2 separate regions of the Homo sapiens genome follow, and region 2 is linked to region 1. The links are chromatin loops, found by intact Hi-C in ENCODE. Cell type or tissue: CD14-positive monocyte. All regions are shown on one strand. Each heading gives the region's core, and the rest is flanking DNA. Links, peaks and the distances in the headings are about the cores only.

Region 1 (2,924 bases), core at 297-2,796:
ATATTTTCAGAAGTCTGGGTAATTCAGTCTAGAGAATAGCTATATATGAGGTTTTGTGATTTATTAGAATCCACTTAAGTTCCCTTTTTTCATATCCTTCTTTTTTTATTTTTATTTTTTATTTTAGATGGAGTTTCGCTGTTGTTGTCTGGGCTGGAGTGCAATGGCGCAATCTCGCCTCACTTCACTGCATCCTCTGCCTCCTGGGTTCAAGTGATTCTCCTGCCTCAGCCTCCCAAGTAGCTGGGATTACAGGCGTGTGCCACCATGCTTTGCTAATTTTGTATTTTTTTTTTTTTAGTAGAGATGAGGTTTCACCATGTTGGTCAGGCTAGTCTCAAACTCCTGACCTCAAGTGATCCACCTGCCTCGGCCTCCTAAAGTGCTGGGATTACAGATGTGAGCCACTGTGCCCGGCCTCATATCCTTTTAAGGCACCATCTGGTCTCTTCTAAACTCCCTTGAGTGGTTGATTGAAGGAAAACATCTAAGAACAAATAATTTTCTTGGAACAGTACATTCTAAGTCTATATTTTAGAGACATTTTGATTAAAATTATTTTCATTATTATGAAGACATTCAAATCCTCACATGTCTCTGGTTTACTGGTTGTAAAGAAAAAAATCCTCACATCTCTAACCTCCTTATTTTAAAACATGATCTTTTTGGAAGCTATTCCTTTCTCACTGCTTTTGGTGGATTTGCCTCTGAGGCCTTTTCTTTTTTAAGTTTACTACTTCTTCATATTGTTGGATAGATATTATCAAGTCCATGGTCAAAAATCATGCATTAGCCCATGGAATCCCTTAGCACTCAGAGGCATGTTCTATACATGATTCCAACAAAGTTGGTACTCCCCTCTCACAGCTGACAATATTGAAAAGGTCAGATAGACAGTGATCATATGGTTCTCTTTGTGGGAAAATTTATGATGTATGTGTGTGTGTGTGTTGTAAGTGTGTATATCTAAACATACCTGGAGTCACCAGCAATATATAGCAGGTCCATCAGACATTTTCTGTAAACAGCTCCTGGACTCTGGGGCAGCTACTCAACTCTGCCATCACAGCATAAAACCAGCCATAGACTGTACATAAATGAATGAATGTGGCTGTGTTCCAATAAAACTTTATTTACAAAAGTAGGCAGAGTCGCCTGAGGTTGTAGTTTAGTGATCTCAGAATATAGTATAGTTCTAGACAAGAAATCAGAATACCAGGTGCTCCCACTCTCAGTTCTGCTTCTTCCCAGTTGAGTACACAGCTTAGTTCTCTCTTGTACTATTTGAAAGAATAGTGGTGTAAACTTTAAAGCACTATGCAGACATCTAAGATGGTATTCATTTAATCTTTCATTTAATCAAGAAATATATATCAAATGCCTGCTGTGTCAAAAACTTTCCTAGAACAACAAAGTGATTGTAGATAAGAATGAGTCACCTAAACATTGGAAAAGGTACCAATAATGGGCTGTTGCATGATTGTCAGGTTGGGGTCATAGGGTAAGATGACAGCCTGAGAGGTGGGAGTGGGGTTTTCCCCTGAAGGGAATTGATGTTCACACAGTCATACATTTTGGGAAGTGATTAATTCTGGGAAGGAAATGAGTTGGCACTTTGAGTAGGGGGTGGTCAGACTTTTTTCTCTCTCTGGGGCCAGGAAGTATTGGGCCACGATTCCAAATCATGGACAGGTCTAGATGATTCTGTTTGTGGGGGGTGAACCGTTTCCTGGCTATGTCGGTTTAGGCCCAGAGTGACTGGTACCATCAAGTTCATGACTTTCCACTTAGCAGTGACAGTGACCCAGGGTAGAAGCAGTTCTTGTCTGCAGCAACCAGCATCAAGGTTCAGGGTTGTAGAGTTTCAAGGCAGCAGTGTCCCTTCCCAGAGTCCAGGGTAGAGTGTGAATGGTGGAGGATCATGCCACAGTAATCTGGAAGAAAGAATAACTTTACTTTGTAGATATCGGCAGGAGAGATGTGATACATTTTGACGTTGTTGTTACTCAGAAGCCCACAGTTTAGCAGGGAGGCAAATGTACAATCATGCTGTCATAGTGAGTGTAGTAAATTTTTAGACAGAAGTGAGAATATCAAGGTCCAGGTTGCATGTCTAATTTAGCGGAATGGTTCTTGAGCAATAATGTCTGAGTTGAAATTTTATGAATGAGGTCAAATTAACAAGATGTGAATGAAGGGCAAGGACCTTGTGGACAAAGGAATCAGCAGGCACCAGGTCAAGTAGCCTCAGGGTAGTGCAGTGTAGTGTGGTTAGAAATATAGCTCTGGAGCCAAACTGCAGTGGTTACATCTTAGCTCTTCAGCTCATGAGCTGCTGAAACTTAGACATACTTAAGCATTTCTTCGAGCCTCTGTTTCCTCATCTGCAACATGGGAATGGTCATCTCTATCTCATAAGGGTGAGATGCAGTAGACTACAGTATTTGAAGGCTTCCATGTGGTGCCTGAAACCTGGCAAGCAAGCGTTCAGTAAGTGATAGTAATTATATCTATTTACGTAACATAAAGCGGTTTAAGTAAACACATCAAAGTAATGAATGAGGAGGATGAAAAGACCAGATGCAATTGAGGACTGTGTGAGTGTATGAATGTAATGTTGGTGGTAGAAATGAAGCCTCCTTCAGTGTTTTCTTGCTGTTTACTCATCCCATTGTATTGATCCTGTGATGGATTGTGACCTTTCTTCCCTTGAGTACTGTGCCATGCGCTGACTGCATCAGGCCAGCTGGTAAAATGAGACTCATTGTGAGAACGGAAGGCATAGTCAGAATGTCAAGGAGGTTAGGTCATCTGCGTCCCTAGCAATGGAAAGGAAATGATGAAATACTTCAGCTGGTTTTTGTTTGGAGCCTCCTGGTTGTGAAGGAGGATCAGCCTTCAAATCAGCTTGTTCCTGACTAGTT
Region 2 (2,924 bases), core at 243-2,742, 64 kb after region 1:
TCCTAACCTCAAGTAATCTGGCCTGCCTTGGCCTCCCAGAATGCTGGGATTACAGGCATGAGCAACCACACCCAGCCTATGTATGTGTTTAGTGGTCTAAAGCCTGTCTGCTTTCCTGCTAGGAAGAGGCTGTGTCTGTTTATTCACCCACTGTATCCATCACACCTGGCTCCAAGTGGGTATTCTACACATATTTGACAAATGAGGGACTACATATTGAGTGAAATGGTTTGAGGAAGAGGCCTCAGGTGGGAGCCCAAGGAGACGATGCTGGGAGACACTGATCCTGTTTTATGAAGAGCCTTGAGTACTCAGGGCAAGGAGAGTGAATTTTTTCCTGGTTGGGAGCTTGTTAGTATTTTTTCAGTGGTGGGAGAGGTGGTGATGGTAGGGTATTTTGATCAAAGCAATTTCAGAAATAACTTTTCTGGTTGTGGTATGAAGGCTAGTTTGAAAAGGGTACACATGTAGGAAATAAGATGCTATGAACCGACGAGAGCTTTTGAGAAAGGAAGAGTGGGACTGCAGAAAGTTTAGAGAAGAAAAATCAATAGGACTTTGGTTCTGATTTAATATAGGAGGTTAAAGGTGATTCTCAAAAACGCTTCCATCCAGGCATGGTGGCTGACACCTGTACTCCCAGCTCTTTGGGAGGCCAAGGTGGGCAGATTGCCTGAGCCCAGGAGTTAGAGACCAGCCTGGGCAACATGGTGAAATCCTATCTCTACAAAAAATACTGGTTAAGGACATGGTGGCAGGTGCCTGCAGTCCCAGCTACTTGGGAGGCTGAGGTGGCAAAGTCACTTGAGCCTGGGGAGGTGGAGGCTGCAGTGAGCAGTGATCACACCACTGCACTCCAGCCTGGACAGCAGAGTGAAACCCCATCTCAAAAGCAAAATAGAACAAAACATGATGGTTGTCTTAGCAGAAAGAAAGAATATGAAAGATTTTGGGGGGATGGGGAAGAATAGATAATGGTTTTCATTTGTCATACTTGAGGCAATAAAGGAACGTCCAAGTGGAAATGTTTAGCAGGCAGTTGGCTATATTAGAGGTGGGAAATGAAAACAGGTTAGAGAGTTGTTCTCGCAGAGTAATTCAAGAAGAGAATGACATGAAGAAAGATGATTACTTGCTTAAGGTCATAAAACTGATAATTGGCAGGGCCCACACTGGAAGTCAGATCTGGCTAAACTCATGCCTCATGTTCAACCACAATAGTGTTCTGACTCTACAACTTTGTTGAGATGCAGCCAGAAGAACAGAGACTTAGCACTGGCCTTGGGGAATACTCACATTTAACAAGGCAAATGACTTCTTAAGAATGAAGGTGCAAAATGCAATCGAAAGCTAATGAGGTATGAGGGGAGAATACTGATGCTCCAAGAATGCCCTAAAATCTGGACAGGAGGGTAGGAACTGGTACCTTGGGCCAGGCAGCTTGGCTAGGCCCATTTGGCTTTAGCGAGGGCTGAAGTCTCCCACAGGCGCCTCCTGCTTTCACTCTGAGGACTTCTCCAAGACCATCAGTTGCACTTTCTTTTCATACACTTTCCATTCTGCCCACTGCTATGGTTCAAGCCAGAGAAAACTGTGGCCAAGTAGCAATTCTGAGAACATAAGCACGGCTGACATCCTGCCTGGTTTCTTCCACTCTTGCTCAGCCCAGAGCAGCCTGAGAGAATTTTGGTGAAGTGGTGTTTGGGGATTTTCAGAAGTGCCCTTGCAGGGAAGGGCTCCTGGGCTCTTCTCTGCCCTAGACCCCCTCCCTGTCGCATGCCTTCGGGTTCATGGCATGGGCTGGGGGAGGAAGAGGAAGCAGATGCCATGAGAGTGGGGGCGTGGGCATGTAGGTTGTGAAACAATATGAGAAACCTCCAGAGCCAGCAAAGAAAGTTTTATTTTTGGAATTTGGAATTCAAAGTTTTTCACACTCAACATTTCTGTGACTAGCAGGTGAGATAAAAATCTATGTCATTCCACTGGTTTTCACCTTTGTTTTAAATTATCTGATTTTAAACAGAAATTATTATCAGTCTGATATTGTTTCCTTTTCTAAAATGTGGTTTAATTTCGTAAAGAGCCGAGTAGGACGGCAGAGCTGAATCATAGGAAATGTCAGCATGCAAGCTCTACACCCATGATTACAAAACGGTGTTCTAGTAACCTTGGTGCTCTCCTTGAAAAAGCGTTCCTTAATCCTAGGTTTTTGTTTTCAACTAGGCAAATTTTCTCTTTGTTTGTTCTACCATATGATGTCTTTAATTTCATGCGAGAGAACTAATCATGGATCCTGAGTTTGAATCCTACTTTCTCCTCTTCCTTCCTGGGTAACAGTGGGACAGTTACATAACCTCTGAGCCTTAGTTGTCTCCCTATAAATGCAAATAAGAAGATGGACGACACACACACACACACACACACACACACACACACAGACACACACACACAACTGGCACTTAGTAGGTGCTGAAATCTTCTTACTTCCTATCATTGAACAAGATTGGATAATTTTTTTTTTCTTTTGGCGGTCACTGACTCACCAAAGAAAAAAGAAAAAATATCAATTTACTGTATGTTGTTAAATCAGGAGAGACAATTGTGGGTGTTTGTGTTTTGGATCTTATTTTTAGACATTACAAAAATGTTCCATGCACTGGATTTTGAAATTAAGAATGAGGAAACATTATTTATATCTGAATCATAAATTACAACAAACGAAAATATTACACGTATGATTTCAGTTCTATATTACAGGTATTTAAAGGGAAGGGAGAGAGGGAAAAGGAAGGGAAGGAAAAAAGGGGAGGTAGCAAACATACAAAATTGGCAGAGATATGAAAGACATGGCAAAGGTAAGAGACAGTGGATGTAGGTGCCATTGTTTGCAGATAAATATTTTTGGTTTTCCCCTAATTAATACT

Evidence for each region. Peaks named below come from ENCODE experiments on the same cell type or tissue, not always from the same donor. Only the 100,000 strongest peaks of a DNase experiment are listed, where the experiment ranks them.
Region 2: it touches region 1 in a loop (3-fold over the local background); 3 of 110 quality-filtered maps call a loop at or near these places.

Annotation. Positions count from the first base shown.
Region 1 is chr9:114,892,231-114,895,154 of GRCh38, forward strand. It overlaps a transcript of TNFSF8 not described here. Among named protein-coding and RNA genes, the nearest start is that of TNFSF8, 37 kb to the right of the region's middle. RefSeq lists an enhancer at 1,608-2,807. In CD14-positive monocyte, for the core only: no CTCF peak of the experiment used is centred there; DNase peaks (open chromatin) are centred at 1,581, 2,081 and 2,781; H3K4me3 peaks cover 691 bases; H3K27ac peaks cover 1,862 bases.
Region 2 is chr9:114,956,564-114,959,487 of GRCh38, forward strand. No RefSeq gene overlaps it. Among named protein-coding and RNA genes, the nearest start is that of TNFSF8, 27 kb to the left of the region's middle. In CD14-positive monocyte, for the core only: no CTCF peak of the experiment used is centred there; DNase peaks (open chromatin) are centred at 1,768, 2,128 and 2,428; H3K4me3 peaks cover 2,274 bases; H3K27ac peaks cover 2,500 bases.